3 separate regions of the Homo sapiens genome follow, and all the other regions are linked to region 2. Evidence: chromatin contacts called from ENCODE Hi-C or POLR2A ChIA-PET data. All regions are on one chromosome and are shown on one strand. The core of a region is the stretch at or near the end of the contact, and the rest is flanking DNA. Distances in the headings are between cores, read along the strand shown.

Region 1 (4,380 bases), core at 343-2,842, 470 kb before region 2:
TGCTGGCCTGGGATTGTAGGAAGTGTCACTGTTGCCTCCTTCACAGCTGTCAACCACGGGGTCAGCAGGGGCTGTAACCCTTTTCCAAGGAGGATACTGCCCTCACCACAGTTCCAAAGGTGAAAGCCCAACATGTTCATCCAGATGCTGTTTGTAGCTCACAGGCCTGGGCTGCAGATGAAGCAAGCTCCACTTGGCAAGTGCAGCCACTGAGTGCTGGCCTGTGCAGGCTGCTTGCTATCTGTGTGCACCGTCCCTCTCTGTCCCCGGTGTAGGAGGACACCTGCCCAAGGCTGGCTGGGCCTGCCTCCTGCTCTCCTCAGACAGCTCCTTCCTCATTGGGAGAGATGAGGAGAGAGGAGGTTGGCCAGTCAGGTCTTGGGGAGAGACCCTGCAGAGTGCTTCAGATCCCTGCGGCCCAGTTCCAGGATGTGCGGGACCTGGCCAGCAGAAGGCACGGGACTTACATCTTGGAGTCAGAATGGGACCTTGCTGCTAGAATCTTCCCTTTTTGGGGTATAGGGAGCCAAAGGGAAGGAGGGGCCTGGTGGGAGCCCCTCCAACCCAGGGAAGCAGAAGCTGGGGTGTCCCTAACGGAATTTTATAGCATTGGCTTCCTCCAGGAGAGGGCGTGCCCCCAAGCAGGACCCTCTGAACTGGGTGCCCAGACCAACCCTCTGCTGTGCTTCTACCATCAGTCCTGGCGCAGCCCCAGGCCCCTCTGTCCAGTGCCAACCAGGGTCCATCTGGATGACACATCTATCCATGCATCCTGGAAGCCAGGAGCGCTCTTAGGCCTCGAGAGGAGCCCTCTCTACGGAGCACATGTCTGCAGCGAGCGTAGGGGTGGGGGAGCAGCTGCCCCGGCGTTCTCATTTCCGTGTTGACGCAGTCACTGAGTACCTTACAACACACTGGGCACAGTGCCAGGTACTCAGTGAACCCAAGTGTTAAGGCCCAGCCCTCATGCAGTGTGCTGTCTGGTGGGGAGACAGATATTTAATACGTCATTGCATGACTTACTCTAAATTATATCACAAATGTAATGAGCACAATGAGAAAAAAGGTGCTATGAGGGAGAATACCTGGGGGTCCCTCCTCCTCTGGGGGATTGGGGGCTGCTCCAAGGAGAACCTGCTCCTTTGAATGTGAGATGCCAGGGCTTGGCCTTCCCTGGCTTCAACCACACTCATCCCAAAGTTAACACCTCTGTGTGCCAACTATCCCTGTGGCTAGAGGCGTCTGGCCTCTCTTCTCCCTGGTGGGAAATTGTGTCCATCTCCCAGGGCCTAAGTTGAGACCCTTTTCTGCTGTGGAGCTGCCTTTGCTGTTCCATTCCACACAGCTGCAGCCATTTCAACTCCAGGAGGCTACTTTGAACCCAATTTTTACATTTCCCCTGCTATTTTCTAGTAATGTCATATATGTTACTCTGCTTTCTGCAAATGCGAGGTGAACTGAGGAAGGGGTTCCCCGTTGGAGGGTGTCAGTGCCTCCGGGTTTATCCAGTCACTCAACTCATGTATTGGGTTCCTGCTATGCACCAGCCCAACAGTGTGTCCAGGACTACAGCGGTGAGCCTGTGTGGGAGGAAATGGGGAAGCAGCCAGGAAGGCTGGGGAGCCATCGTCTCAGCCCGGGGCCACAGCCGCTGCACCCCACCCCCAACAGCTAGGAAGGCTGGGGAGCCATCGTTTCAGCCCGGGGCCACAGCCGCTGCGCCCCTCCACAGTGGAGGATCTGCTCCAGGGCCCTGCACTCGCACAGCAGTTTCCTGTGCTCGCATGCTAGTGTGGCTCAAGAACTTTCAGATTGCACACTCATACTTTACTCAGCTCTGTCAGGATCCCTGGGTCTGCACAGAATGTCAGTCCTGACTTGTGAAAAGCAGGCTAGGGGGATGGAGCCTCAGCATGCCTAAGCCAGGCCTCCTGGGGGAGCTGGGGCTGGCTCCTGCGGCCTCCTGGGCTCACCTTGCTGCCTTGTCTTGCCTCAGCCTCTCCCTCTGCCCACACCTCGAGGTGCCAGCCGAGGTTCCTAGAGGCAGGAGTGGCCCAGAGGCGATCCGAAACCCCACGGACGCTTACTTGGTGGCACAGCCTCCTCTGAGAGTTTCCACAAGCAAGGACCCTGGTGTGTTCCACCACCGACCCTGAGGCCTGTGAGGAAACCCAGGGCTGGACTCCAGGCTGCTCAGTGTGGGAGAGTCTCAGAGAACTCCAGAGGGTGACACTCACACCCGACAAGGAGACATTGCCCTGTGTATGTGTTGGGGGCTGGGGGGGAGTTGGGCTGTCAGCGGAGATGCCCTTGGGTGGCACCCGTCCATATGGGCTTTTCTTTTCAGAAGTCTGCAGAGCTGGGTCTGGAAGCTAGGGCAGCAACATGATTTAGCAACACAGAAAATAATATTTCTGCCAAGAGCCATACCACCCTGAACATGCCCCATCTCAGCAGATCTCAGAAGCTCAGCAGGGTCTGGCCTGGTTAGTACCTTGATGGGAGACTGAGACTATCAGGTGCTATAGGCTTAAAAAAAAATTCCAGTTTCTCCCTGCTCTAAACCCCTGCTCTTCATTTCCTGACCATTGCCTAAGGACCCATTCAGAGGACTGGAAACCTCTGAATGAGTCTCAGCCTCTCCCTTGCTTGCTCCTAAGGAGAGCTGGGTGTTAGCCAGCCAAGTCTGGGGTGCAGAAACTGTTGAGAGGACGAAGACAGGCAGGGTGGGCGGAGACAGGAAGGGAAGGAGATTCCTGCTTCTTGGATCAGCTTCTGAGCCCTCTTTTGTTTTGAAGAATTCAGGTAATGGGTAAATAGGGAGAAAACTTTACAGTCCATGTAAAATGCTGATAGAGCACAGACAGAAGATGAAAATAGGAAAGACTCAAAAGCTGGAAGTGATGTGAATGTTTGCCATTTCAAGTGAAAGGCTACCGAGTTTTGGAAGAATAAGAAAATAAATAAAACATAATTTTAAGAAGTGTTGCTCTGGTTTTTAAATTGAATCCCTTTTAGCATTCTTCCAGACACCTGAGTGAAAACTGAAACTAACCATAGATGCCTTTTGTTTTAGCCTGGTGCTGCTTTGACAGTGACTCTGTGTATAGCCTGGACCACATGAAGCCCAATTTATATTTCGGTTACACACACACAGGTGCACGCACACACACTATAGAAATACATCTCAGAAATGTACTCTTAAGGGGACAACTGAAATGATTCATTGCACCATGGAAATGTATTCGTTCATCTGTTAAGCAGCCGTGTCTATCTCACTGATGGATTAAGGTCCAGTTTCATTCTGTATGCTGACTCCTTCATTCCCTCCTCCTTGGCAAAGCATTTTACTTCAGCTAGCTTCAAAGGGTGTCACACCCAGGGTAAAGAAATAAGTCTCCTCTCTGCTTTAAATTTCACAATGAACCCTGCTATAGAAATCATAAAAAGAGTTGCTTTTCTCATCTGCTGCAGCCAGCCCCAAAGTACATCCAGCCATATCAAATTAAAGCTGCTTACCAGAGACCATGTCAGCTCTGGGTGAAAGTAGTGCAGAAGAAGCATTGCTGAACTTCCTGGAACTTGTGGACAGAACATCTGCCAGGGCAGCTGGGAGCTGAAGGACCAAGAAAATTAAAACCCAGTGACAAGATGAATGAGGATCCCTTGCTCCCATGTTGTGTCTAATTACCCAGAGGAAAAGCCAACAATGGGTACTGTAAATTGTCCTTGGAAAACAATCCTGGGAGTGGTTCTGCCCTTCTGTGTCCCCAGCCAAGCTTCCCCACCCACCCCACCCCCAGGCTGGCTCCACCAGCCTCCTTCTAAGGAGCACTTCAAGTGTGCTCCATCCTGCTCCACACCCCCGGGTGCCACTTCCTCTGCTTTTCCTCTCCCTAAATGAGGCCTCACCCCCTTCCTGTTTTCTGGGTCACTAATGACTTCAACTCAGGGAAGGGAAATGTTATCTTGAGCCCTTTCCTTTGTCTTCACCTTCACTATTTGGCTTAGCTGTAGATCTAACGATACATGAGGGGAAGAACCACTTTGGGTGCTTGAAAATGGGGTACAAGGAACCAGTGACTGACTCTGGTGCTTGTTGGGCGGTTCCACCAGGTGCTGGGACCCTTGTCTTCAAGTCCAGCTTGCACCGGTGGCAAGGGGCAGAAATGATGTCCCAGGGCAAAGTACCAGAATAAAAATCACGTGCACACACAGGCTTTGGTCAGTTGTAAGGAGACAGCAGCTTAATAGCTTCCAGCCTTCAATACAAAAATAAAGCTCTGTGAAAAATATAATGAATAAAGTGTGATTCCTATTTTTAGGTTACAATTCTTCTTTAAAACACAAATATGGCCAATGGCAAATGTTGGACACCCA
Region 2 (4,816 bases), core at 1,023-3,522:
GTGTGGGGACCAGTAGACCTTCCTTTCAGACAGAGAGGTAGATGGATAAACTCCAGGGAGGGGTGCCTGCCTGAATAAAAATATGAAACCTGGAATGGGTAAGAAATTAGCTTAGGTTCACACGGAATCAACCCAAATGCCCATCAATGATAGAATGGATTAAAAAATGTGGTGCATATACACCATGGAATATTATGCAGCCATAAAGAGGAAAGAGGTCATGTCCTTTGCAGGGATGTGGATGGAGCTAGAAGCCATCATCCTCAGCAAACTAACACAAGAACAGAAAACCACACACTGCATGTTCTCACCCATAAGTGGGAGCTGCCTCTCTACCCTGAATGCAAGAGACCCTCATAGTTAGACAATATCATTGCCCCTATTCAGCCTGAAGAAGTTACAGAAGATGGATCTTTGTCCCTCTGCAACCCTTAGGATTAAGGGCTCTCTTATAAAAGGGAATGTTAGAGGCATGTGAACCAGAGCAACTTCATCTTAAACAGGAGCTGGGTAATATGAAGCTGAAACCTACAGGGCTGCATTCCCAGACGGTTAAGGAATTCTAAGTCACAGGATTAGACAGGAGGTCGGCACAAAATACAGATCATAAAGACCTTGCTTATTAAAAAAAAAAAAGAAAAAAGAAAAAAAATTAGCCAGCCAAAACCCACCAAAACCAAGATGGCGACGAGAGTGACCTCTGGCCATCCTCACTGCTACACTCCAACCAGCGCCATGACAGTTTACATATGCCATGGCAATGTCAGGAAGTTACCCTATATGGTCTAAAAAGGGGAGGCATAAATAATCCACCCCTTGTTTAGCAGATAATCAAGAAATAACCATAAAAATAGGCAACCAGTAGCTCTAGGGGTTGCTCTGTTTACGGAGTAGCCATTCCTTTATTCCTTTACATTTTTTTTTTTTTTTTGAGTCTCACTCTGTCACCCAGGCTGGAGTGCAGTGGCATGATCTAGGCTCACTGCAACCTCGCCTCCTGGGGTCAAACAATGCTCTGCCTCAGCCTCCCGAGTAGCTGGAATTACAGGCGACTGCCACCACGCCCAGCTAATTTTTTTTTCTTTTCTTTTTTTTTTTTTTTTTTGTACTTTTAGTAGAGACGGGGTTTTGTTTCCATGTTAGCCAGGCTGCTCTTAAACTCCTGACCTCGTGATCCACCCCCCTCAGCCTCCCAAAGTGCTGGGGTTACAGGCGTAAGCCACTGTGCCTGGCCTAGTTTCTTAATAACCTTGCTTTCACTTTGCAAAAAAATAAATAATAATAATAAATGGGAGCTGAACAATGAGAACACATGAACACAGGGAGGGGAACAACACACACTGGGGCCTGTCGTGGGGCAGGGGTAGAGACAGCATCAGGATAACTAGCTAATGAATGCAGTGCTAAATACCTAGGTGATGGGTTGATAGGTGCAGTAAACAACCATGGCACGTTTACCTACGTAACAAACCTGCACATCCTGCACATGTATCCCGGAACTTATAATAAAATTTAAAAAAATAAAATAGCTTGGGTTCATCGGTGGTTTCTACAAGGAACCAGAGTCCCACTGTCTTTGCGTGGATCACTTACTAACCTTGATACTCAGAGCTAGGGCAACAGCATCTTTAGAAACAAAAAACAAGGAAAATGGCTCAAAATGTGATTCACTTTTTTTTCCCAGGCCCTCTTTCCTCTCCAAGTGCTTGCATTTTGCCTCCATCTTTTCTCTTCCCCATTGTTGGATATTTTCACCGTGCTCATCTCAGCACTGATGGAGAGAGGAAGGAAGAAGGGCTGTCTGGCCATGCCCAGCCATCCCCACCGGGAGAGGATGCCCAAGGAGGAAGCTTCCAGGCAAGCTTTCTGGGAGCTGGAGGAGTTAGAAGATGAGGTTCTTCATCTTCATATGTTCCCTGCAGGCTCAAGGTACTGCTCGCTGCTTGCAGGAGGGACAGGGAAGCCTGAACACCACGATAACCCCAATTGGGGTTATCCGGCAGCTGCCCCACACCCTGGACATGCCGACAAGGAAAAGAAACACCGGGAATGTGTCTCCCCTTAGTCCTGCCTCTGACCTAACCTGCTGTTGGTCAGAGTTAGAGGCTGTGCACATAACCAGCTTCTCCATCAGGCCTGAGCTGGGGGTCGCTTGAGACTTTATCCAGCTCATTGCTCGCGCCTTGGCGGAGCCGGCCATTGTTAGCTCTGCCAGGGCCTCCGGCTGAGGCCGAGCCGGTAGGGAGCTTGTGCCTGTGCGGCCGAATGAACCCTGAAACGGCACCCTCTGCTGCCCTCTACTGTCAAATCGGCTTAATTGCAGACGGCCTAAGCGGCTGCTTCAAAAGGGAACTAGAAGAGGGTCCTACATTCAGACACGATTTTGCTTCCACCTGCTTTTATGAATTTTGCATCATTTTATTGGCATAGATAACCTAAATGAAAACATTTTACTTAAGCAAACCTCAATGACATTCCCTAGGACCCAGGGTTTGCCTTTGACCTAGGGCACAAACGTCTTCCTTCTCAGTGTCTGGCAGAGGGTCTAGCAGCAGCAGGCCTGGCTGATGGTGCGCTGTGAAGCTTTCGCTGATGTGCTTAGTAAGTGCCGGGGCACACATTCTCATTTAAAGCGCCTGCAAATCTGTGCAATAGAAAAACACATCCAGTAGCCAGAAAACGTGTGAGCCCTGATCTGAACTTAGGTCTCCTTCGAGGGCTTCCAGTTTTTTTGTGCAGAGTCGCTGGACTCATCTGGAACGCTACTTGATTAAAGTTTGGGAATTTCTGATCCTCCCAGAAAGCAGATCAACCACCAACTAAGGCTTCAGGCTCTATGGACCACAGGCACCACCGCTTCCTCCTTAACAGCTGGTGGGTGGCTAGGCAGACCCACTCCACCACACTTATGTGGGACCACCAGCCTGGCATTTGGTTGCTTGGCCCAAATATCAGGGCTTGTTCCATCCACAAAGACACACTGCAGCCCTGCTACATGCCAGGCACTTCTCTGGGAGCAGGGATGGGACAGCAGTCAGAGACGCGAACTCTACCCCCTAGGGTGCTGGCAGCTTTTTCGCCAGCTCTTCAGATGCTTCCGTATGGTGGAACCACATAGCGCTCAGACAGCTTGGCCGTCAGGTGGTTTATCTATAGCCCTAAAGAGAAAAACACACCCATTGTCCACAGAGCTCACTACAGACAGTCCAGGAAGTGCTCCCTGGCATGCCTGCTTTCTGGGCAGTTTGCACAGTTGATCCCGTTCCCCTCAGGTGGAGAAGCTTCAGGGTCTAGGGGAATGAGGCAGAGCAACAGTGGAAGGTCAGGGGACAGTGAAGTGGGGTCACTCCCAGGTGCTGAGCTCTGGCAGCCACTGGCACCAGAAGGACAGACAGTAAAATAAGTGATATTTCCCAAGCATACAGAGAGTTATTAATTAGAGTTAGCTATTTACCAGCTAAGTGCTGAAAGGGTCCATGGTAATTAAAAGAGCTAATCAGATTTTCAAAGGGCACCAACACCATGTAAACATAAGGGGATTCTACGTGCTGTTCTCGGCATGTCATTTGAAGCTGTTGGGGTGAGGGGTTGTGGCTGTTGACTCTTCTAGTAGAGAAAGCACCACCCTGTTGGCTGCTCACCCCTAGAGAAGGATGGAGGGACCTAGAATTAATGCCAGGGCCTCCCAACAGGTGCTGCACACACATTTGCACTGTTGTTTGTAAGTATATACAGCTCTTCTGGCTTCTGATTTTGTTTTAGCTTTAATTATCCAAAGTGCTACTAAGTTAATATCAATGTTTTTCTATTGCCTTTTTCTCTATCAGTGGTTACGAAACATGTGTCCATCACGTGTTGTTTGCCTTTAGATCCATTTCACAACCGCCCCCTGCAAACGCTGTTTTCCAGGCTCTCTTGCCTACTGGCTTCCATTTAGGTTCATCCAACGGGAAGTGATGTCAAGAGATGGAGGTGAGAGGAAGAGGGAAGTGAGAGCATTTCTCTCCTCACCCTGACCCTTCACCTCTGATTGGAGTCCCTGGTGGGAGCGGCCCCTCCTGGACCGGCTGGGTGTCAACTCCAGCTCTAGCCAGGTGACCCTTCCTTAGACCCGGTTGCCACTGCGAGACTCAACTCCAAGTTCTATCTTGGCTTCTCCAGATTTAATCTTAAGAGCAGCTGCAGCTAATTTCTGAGGTTTGAAAATAACAGTAATTCACATAAGCAGGTTAATGAAATACAGGAAATGTATCACTTTGTAAATTCTTACAGTGTCCTATTTTAGGATCCCTGGAAGCAGAATCTGAAACAAGTCTTTGTGTGAAGATTTATTAGAAAGTGTTCCCAGAACAACAACAACAAAAAGAGGCAAGACAGTGGAAAGGTGGGACTGGGGAGTGAAAAAAGTGAGCCAGGAACCACGTGGGTGCTTCTGGCTTCCTCCTGCTAGGGAGTTCTGAGACAGAGTCAGGGCTGGTCACACCCCAGAGAGGCCGCACTGGCGATGAAGGAGCTGGAATATTCATATTCTGCAAGTAGTAAAGGGTTAACCTTGCCCAAAGAAAGGTGTGGCCCTGGCACAGCTCCTGGAAGGCAGCCTCTAAGTCCTTTAATCTCTAATGTCCTGTCTGATAAGTGTCTGTTTACCGAGGCCTTAGGCCACACCAGGTAGTTGATGCTAAGGATAGGATTCACAGTGGAGGTCTTGTATCAGCTTGATCTGTCAAGGGGCTGGAGACCAGGTCAGCCATGTAGATTGTCCATCATGTTTACGTGACCAAGCCTTCAATAAAAACCCTGGACGCCAAGGCTCAGG
Region 3 (4,423 bases), core at 1,071-3,570, 290 kb before region 2:
TAAAGTACAGCCTAGAATTCCACATCCAGTCAAATAATAAAGTAGAGGCAGAATCCAGATATCCAAAAATATCAGGTGTCTGCTTCCAGGAAGATAGAATAGATGGACTATCTATCTATCCATCCCTATCCATCCTGCTAAAAGTAACTAAAATTTGGGACATTGTGTGCAAAGCAAACATAAGCCTCTGAAAGGTGAAGAGAAAGAGGCAGATGGGCCAGGGACCCCAGGACCCAACGGATGACCTAGCGGTAAGTCCCAGGAATCTCTTTTTGATTCATATTCCAGAGTCAGAGCTAAAGAAGTGAGCCACCCAGAAATACCAACAGGCACAGGCAAGAAAGGCCCCCCAAAAGCCTGCTCTCTCTGGCCAAAGAACTAAGACTTGGCAAGACATAAAACCTTCAGGCACACTGCCAGTGAGAATGTAAATTGTATAACCTCTTTGGAGAACAGCGTGGAGATATGGCAAAGAACTAAAAATAGAATTACCCTTTGGAGTGGCAACGCCACTACTGTGTATCTACCCAGAGGAAAAGAAATCATTATATAAAAATGATACCTGCACTCATATGTTATCACGGCACTATTCGCAATAACAGTAATATGGAATCAGTTTAAGTGTTCATCAGCAGATGATTGGATAAAGACAATGTGATACATATACACAATGGAATACTACTCAGTCAAAAAAAATGAAGTCATGTCTTTTGAAGTAACATGGATGGAACTGGAGGCCGTTATCTTAAGTGAAATAACGCAGAAACAGAAAATCAAACACCACGTTTTCATTTATAAGTGGGAGCTAAATAGTGTATAAACTAGGACAAATTGTGAAATGATGGACATTGGAGACTCGGGAGGGTAGGGAATAGGAGACAGGTGGGTGATGAAAAATTACTTAATGGGTAGAGTACACATTATTTGGGTGATGGGTGCCCTAAAAGCCCAGACTTCACAACTATACAATATATTGATGTAACAAAATTATACTTATATCTCTTAAGTTTATACAAATTTAAAAAAGAAAGCCTGTTAGCAACATCTGCTTTACTCCATCTAAACACCACAGAAAATCGGCAGCCCCATCTCCACTCACCAAGGCCAGATGGGGAGCCTAGACTACCAGGCTAATGAGGAGTCCAGCCCCCACAATGAATGGGTCACCGTCAGAGAAGACTGAGTAGGGAGCCAAGACTTCCATCCCTGCCAGCCTGTGAAAGTCCCTCACTCCCATGTTACCAGGAAGACCGTGGAGGGAGCCTGGACTTTTTGTGGATGCTCATCAAGTTGGAAGAGTTTTCTTCTATTCCTATTTTTCTGAGAGTTTCATCATAATGGGTGTTGAATTTTGTCAAATGCTTCCCTTCCCCCTTGATATGACCATGTGATTTTTATTTAGTCCGTTAACATGGTGGATTATATTCATTTTTACATATTAAAGCAGCCTTGAACTCCTGGGGAAAAAAAATCTCACTTGATCATGGTATATAGTTATGTATTGCTGAATTCTATTTACTAATATTTTGTATGGATTATTGCATCCGTATTTTTTAGGGATAGTGGTCTTTGGGGTTTTTTAGTACTATCTGGTTTTGGTATCATAGTAATTCTATAATCACAAAATTAACTGGCATAGCATCCTTTCTGCCTTATTCTTTTGGTCAAGTCATCAGAGCCAGGATCAAGGGGAGAGCACATAGAGTGCAAAGAACTTTGGGGCCACATTTAAAGCCACCATAAAATTCAGTTAGGCATTCTGAATTATGACTCAAAAGGCATTATTTCAGGAACAATTTAATGGGGAATAATACTGTGCTTTCAGAACATCACAGGCTAAACTTTTGGGTGGGGGCAGAAGGAAGGGAACCATCTGCCTTTGTGGCTTGTCTGCATTGTTTCTATGGGAAATGTGTTCTGAATTCCTAAAACAATGTGCAAACAAGCTTTTTTAACTCAACCCTTTGTTTGCTGTATGATATTTCTTAATTCTGAAATGTAAAAAGCCAGTGGGGTAAGTCGTACAAGGTGACTGGCAGGACCTGCTGGAGCTGAAAAGGAATTGGGTAAGAAAATAGTGGCGATGGTTGCACAGCTTATTACAAGTGCCTGAAATTTGTTGGCCTGAAAGCCAAGGCTGATCTGTTACTGGATGATTGCCATTCTTAGACAAGTGATGGCAGATCCAAGGGTGTTGCTTCCTCTCATGTCCTCAGCGCTAGTGTCCTTGGGGACAGCAAGTGTTTTCCTGGCAAGCCACACTTTTCAGTTCTTTCATAGCTTTAGTCAACAGAAAAGCAGCCCTATGCTTTCCCACAAGCTAGTTGAGAGTTGTGGAACTCCACATTCCTGGATGTGCACAAATTCCTTGTGGTACCTCTTGCTTAGACTGGCGCCAGCCACTCTTGTTACAAGTTTACTTTACACTTAAACCCCTTCTCACAACATTTCCTGCCAGGTGGGGTGGTGAACCTAGCGGGGACTGTGATCTCTACAGTTTTAGGACCTCCTTTAAAGAATAGTCTGTCCATTAAAAGAACCGTCTAGATTTCTACTATGTGTCCCAAGTTTCTTAGTTTGCTTGTGTTGTCTCAATTTCCCCATTTGTAGAACTTCTTCTTCATGGACTTCCATCATAGAAGCTAACACCACAGGCAAGTTCCCTTCCCCACTGAGGGTGGGCTCACCCATGCTGGGGACTCCCTGCTCATCTGACCATTGATAGTTTGCCTCCTCTCATTGACTTCCGATTGTCTCTTAATTTGTTAAATATTTCCTTTGTTTCCTCTTGTTCCCCCAGAGGCTCAGTCGACTTTGTTCCTCTGCCTACCACCACCTCTGGGTTCTGGAACAGAATATCCAAGACCAAATTCTGTCATAGATGGCAGTACATGTGACAAGGCCATCCTCATGTCAGCATGTCAGGTGAGGGCAGGTTTGGGCACTCTGGCCTATGGGAAAACCCAGACGAAACCAATATGGATAGGGTATTGGTACAAGTAGCTCCCCACCCACCTGCTCACTCTCCTCCCAGTTCCTGTAGTCCTTGAATAGGTTCTGCACTCTAAAGCTTTGATATACATTTAATTGGTAACCGACAGCTGACTGAATTGTGAGGTGCTTAAAGAGGAGACAGGTTGTGCTACAGATAGACTGCAGTCAGTCACAAGATGTGTCTGGAATATGGGTTTTTTTGTGCCACGGACCTCTTTGGCAGTCTGCTGGAGCCTGTGAAACCTTTCTCAGAAGAAAGCTGATAAGTGCTGAAAATCAAATACGTGTGATTTAAAGAAAAAGCACTAAACTATGTAAGTATAGTCATGTCTATGTGGTTTTAGCTATTAACAGGTCCTAGCAGCAAGTGTGATAACTTCTATAATTTCCAAGTAGTGGGGAACATAAATGCTATTTGAAGATATATTTACATGTTTGAAATGAGATGAAAATATCTTCAATTTCTGCTGGAAATAAAGTCATAAGTCCTGATAATAAAACTCTAGCTTGTTGCCTCCATTCATGGTAGAAGGAGATGCCAAATTTCAGTTACAGGCTAGTGGAAATAAAGATGTAATTTCTTCTTAACCAAATTTCTGTCCTCAGACCTCAAGGTGGAGATCCCATCCCTGTTCCTAACAGAATTCTCCCCAAGATGAGAAGGACATTTTGTTAGGGAAATGGATCTTTGGCTCTGCAAAGGAGTCATCCTGGCTGCTCAGGAGTATGGGGGAGCTGTTGATCATATTAAATTGAGAAGGTTTTCTTACTGCCCCAGGAAGCCTGAATTCAAGTTCCTGGTGACTTGAGACAGAGGAAGGAGAGGCAAGCTAGATGCTTTGTGAGAGGGATTTGGACAAAGGCTTAGGGTAAGCGTAGGTGAGTATGTATGTGCGAGGTGGGGATGGCCTGTGCCCAGGGGAAACAGTGGTGCCTGCTCAGATTTAAGCTCTTTCCATTTTACCTATCATCCTCTGCTCTTCCAAAGTTCCATGCAAGGGTCCTTTGTTAGGTGCCAAGAAATGATGAAGAAGGGACAGTGTCAGTGCTTGAAGGAAATGAGAGATGGATAAGCCAACAGGCAAGCAAGGGAAGACCTAACACCTCCACTCCCCCACAGCTTTTAAAAAAGCCCACGTGGAAGCTCAAAGCTATGGAGGAGGATTCAATCACAAGATGTCCCAAGCTCCACCCCTAGCTGCCCTTGGGAATGTTTGGTTCATCATGGCTTGACATGTATGTGATACTTAGTATGACAAATATATAGTGAATACCATATAACAAAGTTTATTAACTACCAAAAGGTAAATTCCAAGAAGAAAAGAGTGACACAAATTTTGTTCCTTTCAGCTCATGGGGTGAGTGGAACAGGTGATTCTAGAGAGATGAAGAACTTGTTTTCTGAGTGGTCCAACTTTGATTTTCCAAG

The links. Hi-C counts contacts between places; a loop is a spot of excess contacts on that map. ChIA-PET counts read pairs that join two places held with the same protein, here RNA polymerase II (POLR2A). Pooled maps may share reads with other maps.
Region 1: a loop to region 2 is called in a pooled map, with 3 times the contacts of the local background. The contact joins two enhancer-like sites. A Hi-C loop is called at or near these places in 1 of 168 maps with a recorded cell type or tissue (gastrocnemius medialis) and 2 of 50 pooled maps. POLR2A ChIA-PET finds 5 or more read pairs at or near these places in 1 of 52 experiments (MCF 10A).
Region 3: a map of HepG2 shows a loop between it and region 2 (28-fold over the local background). The contact joins two enhancer-like sites. A Hi-C loop is called at or near these places in 18 of 168 maps with a recorded cell type or tissue (Calu3, GM12878, HCT116 and 12 more), 32 of 37 single-sample maps with no recorded cell type and 24 of 50 pooled maps. POLR2A ChIA-PET finds 5 or more read pairs at or near these places in 3 of 52 experiments (BJ, HEK293T and MCF 10A).

What each region holds. Positions count from the first base shown.
Region 1 is chr20:23,159,008-23,163,387 of GRCh38, reverse strand. LINC03125 (long intergenic non-protein coding RNA 3125) reads right to left here. Exons shown (of 6, transcript NR_199692.1): 2 at 3,520-3,616. It also overlaps the pseudogene RNA5SP478. Among named protein-coding and RNA genes, the nearest start is that of LINC03125, 13 kb to the right of the region's middle. RefSeq lists an enhancer at 1,487-1,536 and a silencer at 3,062-3,161. Within about 2 kb of position 1,592, at least 14 of the 41 ENCODE cell types and tissues checked have a DNase peak (open chromatin) inside an H3K27ac peak, as active enhancers do.
Region 2 is chr20:22,689,292-22,694,107 of GRCh38, reverse strand. LOC124904963 (a long non-coding RNA gene) reads right to left here. Exons shown (of 2, transcript XR_007067729.1): 2 at 2,398-2,644. Among named protein-coding and RNA genes, the nearest start is that of LINC01747, 6.4 kb to the right of the region's middle. RefSeq lists a silencer at 2,204-2,303. Within about 2 kb of position 2,272, at least 2 of the 41 ENCODE cell types and tissues checked have a DNase peak (open chromatin) inside an H3K27ac peak, as active enhancers do.
Region 3 is chr20:22,975,033-22,979,455 of GRCh38, reverse strand. No RefSeq gene overlaps it. Among named protein-coding and RNA genes, the nearest start is that of SSTR4, 58 kb to the left of the region's middle. Within about 2 kb of position 2,320, at least 5 of the 41 ENCODE cell types and tissues checked have a DNase peak (open chromatin) inside an H3K27ac peak, as active enhancers do.